2 separate regions of the Homo sapiens genome follow, and region 1 is linked to region 2. Evidence: chromatin contacts called from ENCODE Hi-C or POLR2A ChIA-PET data. All regions are on one chromosome and are shown on one strand. Each heading gives the region's core, a stretch centred on a gene start or an enhancer-like site at or near the end of the contact. The rest is flanking DNA. Distances are from core to core; before and after follow the strand shown. Region 1 overlaps MPPED2 (metallophosphoesterase domain containing 2). Region 2 overlaps LOC102723403 (a long non-coding RNA gene).

Evidence for each region. Hi-C counts contacts between places; a loop is a spot of excess contacts on that map. ChIA-PET counts read pairs that join two places held with the same protein, here RNA polymerase II (POLR2A). Pooled maps may share reads with other maps.
Region 1: a map of Right ventricle myocardium inferior shows a loop between it and region 2 (3-fold over the local background). The contact joins two enhancer-like sites. A Hi-C loop is called at or near these places in 1 of 168 maps with a recorded cell type or tissue (Right ventricle myocardium inferior), 1 of 37 single-sample maps with no recorded cell type and 3 of 50 pooled maps. POLR2A ChIA-PET finds 5 or more read pairs at or near these places in 2 of 52 experiments (CD4-positive, alpha-beta T cell and WTC11).

The regions. Positions count from the first base shown.
Region 1 is chr11:30,420,506-30,425,407 of GRCh38, reverse strand. All of the region lies in intron 4 of MPPED2 (metallophosphoesterase domain containing 2), which reads left to right. Among named protein-coding and RNA genes, the nearest start is that of ARL14EP, 100 kb to the right of the region's middle. RefSeq lists an enhancer at 2,005-2,505. Within about 2 kb of position 2,812, at least 4 of the 41 ENCODE cell types and tissues checked have a DNase peak (open chromatin) inside an H3K27ac peak, as active enhancers do.
Region 2 is chr11:30,355,318-30,360,581 of GRCh38, reverse strand. LOC102723403 (a long non-coding RNA gene) reads left to right here. Exons shown (of 4, transcript XR_001748162.1): 3 at 11-94; 4 at 3,681-5,264. Among named protein-coding and RNA genes, the nearest start is that of ARL14EP, 35 kb to the right of the region's middle. Within about 2 kb of position 1,763, at least 2 of the 41 ENCODE cell types and tissues checked have a DNase peak (open chromatin) inside an H3K27ac peak, as active enhancers do.

The DNA.
Region 1 (4,902 bases), core at 1,563-4,062, 64 kb before region 2:
CAGAGCACGCCAAGTTCGAAAACTGGTCATGTTGTCTTTTGTTTCTTGGTTTCTACAGTAAACTCTGCTTACACCACCTCCTTTCCAGCAGAGGAAAAGAAAATCGGTAACAGAGGCTTAATGCTGACACTTGTTCTTTATTAGTTACAAAAAAGGGACACAGCGGGTGTGTTTGTAAAGATGTCCACGTGTGCTGCCTGGGTTTAAGAAGCCCCCATGAGTAGCTCATGGGGCTCAGGTGACCACCTCAGGCACAATTTGTTCCTTTCCTGTCCATGACACACAGACCACATTATTCACCCAGGCCTGCCCTTTATCAAAACAATATCTCTTTTCATCCCAAGGATCTCATAACGAAAGACCAAGCTACAAAGTCGTAGTGAAGAGATGGGATCAGACAGCTGGTGAGAGAGAAGCCAGCACTACCCTTTGGAGGCAGCTGGGCTGGTGGTTTGGGCTAGCCAGGCTTCCCAAGCAGCTGCAAAGGGGTGGAAATCTTGCCCTGATGTTAAGTTTTCCTTCCCTCTCCTAGCGATGTCAATTGGTGTGTGTGTGTCTCTTTGCTGCACAAGGTGTGAAGTTGCTCTGTGGGCTAATGCAAGACATCTTTTGAATTGTGCAGAAGAGGAACTTCCAGGCTGCCCAGAGGAGGGACTTGGGAGTTGGGGGTGGGGTGGTACATGGCCTTCCTAAACAAAATCCAGAGCTAAGAAGGGAAAACGAGGCAGGGAGGGGAGGGAGCAGGGGCCAGGTGTCTGCCTTTCATCTGGATATTCAAGATGACACATCTGGTGCCAGGAAAACTGCTATTTCTAACTGACGGGGAAGCTTTGCAGTCAAGGGAGGGCTGAGCTGTCAGGTGAGCTAGAGATCAAGAATTATCATGACAGCTTCATGGCATGTGAAAGGCGCTGTGAAGTGCAGTATGATTTTAACCAGCGGTGGTTAAATTAGCTTCTCTTGGACCTGGTGTGATGTGCAGTCGGAGAGGGGCCGATGGCGGCTGGGAGTGCCAGGCGTGAAGAAGGTTGCAATTCAGAAGGGCTACCATTTAGAAAAGAAAGCGTATGTGAAAATTGGCTCCCGGTTTCTGAGTTTTGCTTAATAGAGGTGCCAGGCAGCAGTGATGGCATTAATTAGTAGCTTGTCAATTCCTTCGGTGAACCTCTCTTCACCCCCTATTATAAATATTCCAAGGACCCAAAGTAACCGCTTGTCTGAACTTCCCCAATTTAAGATCTTGTCAAAATCTGACCACCTGTACTAGCTGGCTAAGCAGCCTTGACTAACCGTTTTGCCCTGTGCTCTTGCATTCCACAGGATTGTCCATGCAAGACTGAGCCAGTGAGGGAGCGAGCAAGTGAGCGAGTGAGCGAATGGCTTTCTGAAAAACTTCCACTCAAAAGTGAACTGAGGAAGTACCTTTTAATAAGTAATCAGCCAGAGGAAATCAGGCTCTGTCTAGCCATCTAGAAATGCTTGCCTATGCATTGGGGACTTTCAAAAGTCTGGAGCAGGAGGGTCTATGATTTGATGGACCATGGCTTGGGAAATTCTAGGAAGAAAAAAATAATGTGAGCAATTCTCTCTGTGTATGTATATATGTACACACACATACATGTATGTGTTAATATATATCATATGTAAATTAAAAGCTGTACATTAACCCTCTGTGCCAAAAATTTTACAAAAGTTCATTCACTTTATCCACATAGGCAAACATTCTGTTTTTATTTGTAAAAACTGAAGTCCAGAGAAGCCAATAATTGGCCAGTCTGGAACTTGAACTTGGGTCTGTTTGACTCCATAATCCATGCTCTTAACCGTTGCCTTCAAAATAAGAATGGCTAACTTTTAAAGAGCCTGCAGGTGCTCGTTACGCTAACTGGCACAGCCAACCTGCCAGCTCCTAAAGTCTGGGTGCTATGTGATCTTTGCACTTTCCCCTTCACAGCTTCTGTGCCAAATCCGAGCACAGCTGCCCCAAGGCTTCCAAGCTGTAATCCCTGCAGAAGGTGCCCAGAAGACTATAGTAATAAGAACCCAAGTCTTTTTGATGCAGCCAGCTCAGGACCTGTCTGTGCATTGAAAATTTGTGGACGTTGATTTGTAACACCAGGGCTGTGACCCTGAGTAGCCCACCTGAGGATAACAGGCACCAACTTCCTGTTTCCAAATCCTGCTTTCCTAGGACGCACCCAGCCCCCACTGAAGTTTGTGGGGGAGTAAATTGCTATTCACCTGTCCAAGCCTCCCTGGATTTATGGCTTGGCACCTCCCTTCTGCCTGCACCACCGTACTGTGTACTGCAAACACAGATGACCTTTTCAGCGATTTCGTCCTAACTTGCTTCCATAAAGAAAACCTGTTTTGTATTGACATTGTTTGGAGTAAGTTCTGCCTATGTTAACTCCCTTAGCCCCTGCCCCTGGAATTTCAGCCCAGGGAGGCCAAGTGCTTACAATTTCAAGAGCAAGGGGGAGGGTGCTTTGAAAGCATCCCCAGCTTCCATCCATCTGAGTCTTTGGTCCAGTGGCTTCAGGCAGATGGAGTTGCTCTCCTTCCTTCTAGTTTTCTAATCTCTCCCTAGAAGGGGAGAGGTTGCAGGCTCAAATTGGCCCACTGGCAATAGGGTGCTTTGTGGGACATTTTTTTACAAGTTGGTTCCCATGTGGTATTTGTTAGTCACAGCTAATTATTAAGTCCTTTGGCTGAAGCAATAGACATTGTTCCCTTGGATTCCCTCCTCCTCCTTTCCCCCCTCACCCCCATTGCTACACAACAAAACCCATTGTGGGGCTCTGGAGGTTGGCTGTGCACGTATTTTCCAGTGAACCCCTGATGGGCTCACTGCTGGGGTTTCATGTTTCAGGTTGAAACTCAACTGGATAAAGCATTATTCATTGGCACTGACACATTCAGTGTTCTGCTCTGTGTAGATATTTCTCTCACACTAGACTTGGTCCCTCACAAGCAGTTTAGGTAATTCACTGAGAGCAATTCACTGCAGTTACTCAGAACATGGATAATCTGCACAGAACTATAAAATATTAGGATTTTTAGATATGGAAAGATCATCAAGTGCCAGCTTTGGCCAGCTGTGTTCAGAGGTGCAGGTTGGAAAGGAGGAGGGAGCTGAGTGAGTAAGCAGGCTCCAAGTTCCTTCTTCCCAGTCCCCACCTTTGCATTTGCCTGCTTTGTGCATTGCATTTCTGCGTAAGATTTCTACAACCTAAAAGCAATCTTGAAATCCAGTAATTGAGTCCACTCTCATTCATTGCTCAGGTGAGGAAACTGAACCAGTGAGGACCTTTTGCTAACCTAAGGTTCAGGTGAGCCAGTGAATTAATTTCAGCATGAGAATTAGCACACACATCTCCCCACTTCTGTATGCCCCATTTGTTATGCCACGCTGAGATAATTCTGGAATCCATCAGTGGGCTGCTTTTTCCATTGCCTGCCACTGTCTTGTGGAAAGACCTTACCTAGAGGATTTAGAGGACTGGAAAGCCCCCAGAACAGCCATATCATACTATGTTTTTACTAAAGGCCACCTCGGTTGCACAATTCCATGGCACCTCTTGGAGCTGTACAGTACACAGACTAAGATTCTGTATGGAGCAGCCTTACTTTTACTTTACATATATGAGAGCAAAAACTGAAATTGTGCTAGTAGGTTTTGGTCAGCATTGTGCAAGGGAAGAACCCAGGCTTTGGAGCCAGCAGATCTGGGTTCAGATCTTGGCTCTACTACTTACTGGTCCTGGGAACATGGACAAGTTACTTGATATCCCTGATATTCAGGTTTTTAACTAAAAATAGAGCTGATAATACCTACCTTAAAAATTGCTGTGAAGAACTAAATCCAATAACTTACGTAAAAGCTCTAGGTAAAAGCACATCAAGGCCATGATAAATGTTTTTTTTTTTTTTCCTGGAATATAACTGCTCTTCTTCTCATACACATATGGATCTGAGTTGAAATAAAAGACAGACATTGTTAAACTTCATCCTTAACTTGGAAACTTCTGGATTTTGTCACAGCTTAACATTAACCAAATGAAATTTTGGGTCTCTATAAATATAGACCATAGGTTTGTCTTATCTTTTACAGAGCACTTATAAAACTGAGGATTTCCTGGGGGAATATGGCTGTGGGGTTTTAAGAGAAAATTCTGCAAGGGAAAACAGGAAAGACTGAAAAATTTAAGCCCTGTTCCTTTGCCTCTGGAAGCCCCTGGGTGTCCTGTGGGTTCAGAGATTCACTATCCTCGCTGACAGCAAAATCAGATCTCCTCGTTGTAACAACTACCTGAGTGTGCTTGAGACTTGTTAAAATCCTTCTTTATTAGACGTCCAGATGAGAACCATAGGCCCAGAAGCTTGTTTTCAAAATCTAGCAAAACAGATGCTTTTGCTTGTTTTTCTCTGTCTCTCTTTGTCCAAAATGCTCACTGAGTTTTCATTGGGTTTCGAAGTTGCCTTTTTGTTTTGTTTTTACTTTTAAAACAAACCTTAGAAGAGGGTCACTGTAAAATAAAGGGGAAGGATGGGCATCCCAAATGAGAAAAGCTGTATTTTAGACTCTAATAAAAATGTTTAAGAACCTGAAGGTGAGGAATCTTAAAGGACAAGAGAGAGAAAGACTGATTCTTTGAACTCTAGAAGGGTCTACCTGGCATTATCCCCAGGCCTCCAATGCCAGGTGCCTCCCAAGCAAATTGAGGTAGGAAAGAGAGCACTACCTTCTCCTCTCTAAAAGCACTGCATCTAGCTGAGCAAGGCGGTGTGGCTGTGTTGACTGACCATGTGCCATATGTCAGCTGAGGCCCAGGGCCACTCCCAGGTCCCTGCATTTTATAGGCAGCTCAGACGTTGTAGGTACTGTACCAATTTTCTATT
Region 2 (5,264 bases), core at 514-3,013:
TTCATTTCAGAGTTATCGTGGAAGGATTTGCTAAAGGACCAAAGACAACTGCCAACCTCTTCAAAGGCAATTTTCCTGCATCAGTGTCACACAGGTAGATTGCTTGGGACTGCATTTATTCATTTCCCAATTTTTTTAAATCGTACTTCACCTTGGATTAATTGCTTGACAATGTCAATCCATTTCTTTGTGGGATCCCCAAATGGGAATTCAATCACTGCCTCTGATCAAGTGGGGAACCTTCATCTGCTTGGGATGACAAAGATCTGCAGTCTCCTCACCCAGCTACCTGTTCATCAGTTAGTCCCTTTGGCAGAATCATCCATGCCATTGGAACACTTGGGGATAGCCTGCCTGATTAGTTAAATTTTTCTTTGTCACCTCGTGAGCCTGCCTTGTCCAACTCTGTAACTTTGAATGTGAGGAAAAACTGGCTGTTTGTGTAAACATAAATGCCTCTTCACAACTGAACACTTTCCACCCTTGTATTAGGATGGTGTGCATTTCCACTGTTTGCCTGTTACTGTCACCCCACAGCTGCTCTGGGAAGCAATGCAGAAGGTTCCCTCCCTGAGTTCTCCGACCACAGTGGACGACTCCAGTGGCTTCAAGAAACATCCATGACAGTACTGGGGATCATTCGTTGGTTTCACAGTGTAGGGCCTGGTTTGTGATTCTCTCTAATGGCAGACCAGGCCTCTGGACCAGAAATGGGGCCATGGAAAGTGGCATGAAAGGATCTCAGCAACAGGAATAAACAGATTTGGTTCTAGCAGTGCTTGTTTCATTAGATATTTCAACCTGCTTAAGTGGAGAAATAGTAGACTTGAACCAATTGAAAAAACCCAGAACGATACACACCAATTTGCTGAGTCCTGAAAAGAATGCAATTCCAAATCTATTCATCTACCGAAACCATGACCCAAACCAATATCACCACCAAACCTACCCACCCCACCAAACACACACTCTGAGAAGGGAGAGAGGATGCGGAATAAGGACCAAAGGATTAAAGAAGAATGTCAAATAATTCTGCATAGTAAACCTGAACTAAAGTAAAATTATATCAATCCTCCTTTTCCCATCAAAGACTGAGCATTCTGGTTAATGAAATAATTTAAGGTACAGTAATTTGCTTTCACGGAAACACAATTTTCCAACTTATGAGTAACTTATATGTACAGTGGGAATCAAAGTATCCTTTTAGTCTTTAATAAACCAAGCATTATAATGAAGATAGTGTCTAAACAGCTTTCTCCTTTTAGTGGTCCGCACCAAAGAAGATAAATAGATGGGCTTAGCTACAGAAAGGCAGCCTCCACAGACAGGAGGTGAATGCATCCTTCTTCTGCATGTGGTGCTGAGAATTGGGAGGGCTTGCAAACTTCACCGGACAGGTGTATCCTTCTTTTGCTCTTCACAGTTAAGGATCTGGAACATTCCAGCTCCTTGGCAGCAAGGAAGGTTACCAGATGTAAAAGAACGCAAAGGGTATCTCTGGAGGAGAAAAGTCTTTCAGGCTCTTGGGACTCTTTGGACCCTTGTTAGAAATTGTGTGTACCCTACTCTCCTGGCCTGAGGAAGAACCGATGCTTGGCGAAGGCTGAGGTTTAGATGTATGGCCACAGTGGCTTTGCAGCTCGTTTTCTGAACCAGTCCAATTCGGAGGCAGATCGAGATTAAGCTCAAAGAGAAGAATTTTAGGCATGGGATAAAACTTAATTTTCCTGATGAGAGAAATGAGAGCTAAAGTGAGAAAGTGCTAATGAAAGATTCCAGGCAAAGAAGGCAGGGCCAGCTGCCAGTTTACAAACTGAGCTTGGCAGACAGACAGTGGAGCTCTGACAGGGAGTTTCTCTGTGCATTTTAGAAGAAGGCAGAATAGATCTAAATGCAGCCAACCTATTGATTTATTCTCTTTGTACTGGACATGGCTTTTTATTAAAGAAAGCAGATATTCAATAGTGTTAACTAGTAATGGGAATTGACTTTTCACTAATTGCACAGACCTTGGCATTAATACACTTTAATGGAACCTGGGCTCTGTGTCCCTCAGATCAATCCCGAAGTTTTTCTCTAACTCTTTCTGGTCAAAGGATATGAATGGCATTGTAACCGAGGAGACCTTTTTTAATCTTTTTTTTTTTTTTAATTCATGGAATGAATAGGCTGAGGAACTTTCTTTTATTCCAAGAGACCAGAGAGAGGGGTAGTTCTGTGACTTCTAAAATACATAGAAACTTTGTGGGTCTGAACTGACTTTGGAGCTTGGTGTTGGCAATTTAAAATTCAGTTGTGAAGGCTGGAAAAGAGTTTAGCTTCCCATGCACCTGGCTGGGTCCTGCCCTTGCTGGATTTTCTGAGGCAGACGAATCACCACTTATTTATCATTCATTTGTTAGATTTATTAAAAGTAAATAGGATCCCTGACAGCTGCTGGGCTCATATGCAGACCTGGAGCCAAGGATATGAGAATATGGGTAGCCCTGGCAAACCTCTACAGCAGAATCTGACCTCACCAAAGGGAAAGTAGCATGGCATACCAGATCCTGCCATGGACAAGGACATTCCTGAAGGCCCCAGGATGGCAAATGTCCCAACTCCAGTTCTCCAGGAATTATTGTCAGATTCTTTCTCCAGCCACAGAATATTAGGAGGATCCTCTAAGACAATGATGCTTCAAATCCAAAGCATGAGACTTTGAGGTTCTCAGGGAGGATGTTTGTCTCTTATTAATCTTTGAATATGACAATTCCTGGAGTCAGGGCCAGACAAACCCGGTTTAATTTATAGTTTTACCTCTTTCTAGCTTGGTGGTAATAAGTCAGTCTCTGTGAGCCTCTATGTCTTCATTTGCAAAAAAGAAAGAAAGAAAATAGAAACACATGATTCAAAGGGTTGTTGAGGGATTCAAATAAAATACTGTATGTAAAGCTTTTAGCTCATTGAGGGCTCCTTCAGTGAATGGTAGTTATGATTATCATCATCTTTGAATCCTTCGCACTTAGACATTGGGCATTTTGTAAATGTAAGTTCAGTGAATGGGTTCATTCTTTGATTCAACTAATTTTGTGCCTGTTACATGCCAAGCACTATTCTGCAGTGCACAGACACACCTCCTGACCTCATGGAGTGTACAGTTTGGTGGGAATACAGGAACAGAGAAGTAAATGAATGGATAAACTGTCTGAAATTTAATTTTGGATAGTAATAAGTTCCATGAAAGATATTAAGCAAGATAAGAGGATCGAAAGTGATTTTGTATATGTTTGTGTGACAGAGAGAGAGAGAAAAAGAAGAAAGAAAGAAAAGAAAGAAAGAGAAAGAAAGAAGAAAGAGTATAGCAAGTGAAGGTCTATGGGTGAGACAAATGAATAAATATAAACAGAGATTTCTTCAGGTACTTATAATGCATCTGCCCTACTTGTTTTAATACCTTTGGCCAAGTGTTCACTCAACAACATATCTCTGTACTTGATGAACTCTTGTGCTGTAGTTTCTCTTTACCTAGTGAGGTGAGATAACTCCCATTAGGTGAGTGTCTTTATTTGTTTTCATCCTTGACCTTGGGTCCTTTTTCCTAAAGTGTCCCCCACCTCCATCCCAGGACTTCATCTCAAAAATAAACATAAAAGGCAGGAAAATGCCTCCCTTTTCATATCTGACTTCTGTACTTCCAGGCTTGCCTTCCAGAAGTGGACAGCCATGGATTCAAGATGTGTCAAAATTGGAAGGAGCTTTGTTTCTATTTGGCCCTGAAAAGTGTTCCACAACTGGACTGCCATATTGAATTATTTTCAGCAGTAGAAATTCTTCGATGGCCCATTTCAGACCAGCCTCTAATTTGAAAGTAATAACATTTGGGCAAAGCTTAGATGCACTAAGTTGCTGCCGAGGGCTTGGTGGGCTTTGAGGTAATTGGTTTTACTCAGTTGCTGATGCTTCACTTGGACAAATGAGAAATCAAACTACAGCTCAGTTTGCAGAAAAGCCCGTGTCAGCAGTTTAGTCTGACTACTATTTCAGAGCTTGTTATATTATTGGCAATAAAATGCAACTAATATACTGTTAATTAATATTGCATCCTACAGCTAATTTATCACATTATTAATCAGAGTGATAAAGCCAAGGAAAATGCAGCTTACCTTTAGTGTCCTTTCATCTCTTTTAAACACTTGTATTTACGCACAAATAGGTGTTTTGGTCAACATTGTCAAGTGTTTGGGTGGTCCTGGATGAGTGTATTTTATTTGCAAACAGTAACTTCCCCCTCAGGAATATTTTATTTAGCAAGACAGGACTTAAAGTGAAAGGGTAACCATTTCTGATCGTAACCTTGGCTTTGTGCTTCTAGTAATTATCCTTTAATTTCATTACCCTATTTGAAATAGAGTTGTAATTGGAAAAAAACAATTTGACATTCCCTGATGCTTACTCTGACATGCACTATTTGCTTTTTATTCAAATGTAAATTTTCACCATAATACTATCAAAGAAAGAAAAAAAATTAAGCAAAATTGAAATGTCAGTTGCAATTTCTGACATGCAGGCAGTGTCATTCACTGGTTTTGTCTGGAAGGCAAGACTTTCACTTCAGATGGAAAAAAAAAATCAAACTGAAATTAGTATGCTTTGAGGAGAGGGAGAGATGGATGGCAGAATCACAGATCTATTCCTTTGGGATATGTGTCCACTTTGCACAGTGGCTTCAAAATATCAAACAAGCATCCAGCTATGATTTTTGGATGAATAATCCTTTATGCTTAATATAAAAAACACTTTTCCTTAAAAACTGAAAAATCATAAACTTACCTCTATTTTACCCTAGGCATCTTGAAGGTGTAATTTTCATTTGGAGCATGTGTTAGGCAGTCTCTAAAATGGCTACAATGATTTCTGTCTCCTGATATCACACTCTTATAAACTCTTCTCTTTTGGTTGTGGGCTAGACATTTTGACTTGCTTCTAATAAATAGAACACAGCAAAAGTAATGGCATGTCACTCCCAAGATTAGATTATACAAAGTACTGTGGCTTCTGCTTTGGGCTTCCCTGTTTTGCTTTCTCACATGTTCACCCTGAGGGAGATCAGCCTCCATGTTGTGAGCAGCCCTATGGAGAGGCCTTGTGGTAACTGAGGGAGGTCTCTGGCCGGTAACCAGTTGAGAATTGAGGCCTTTGGCCCATTAACCCATGAGGAGCTGAATCTTGCCAACAGTTTGGAAGTGAATCATCTTTCAGTTGAACCTTCAGATGAGCCCACA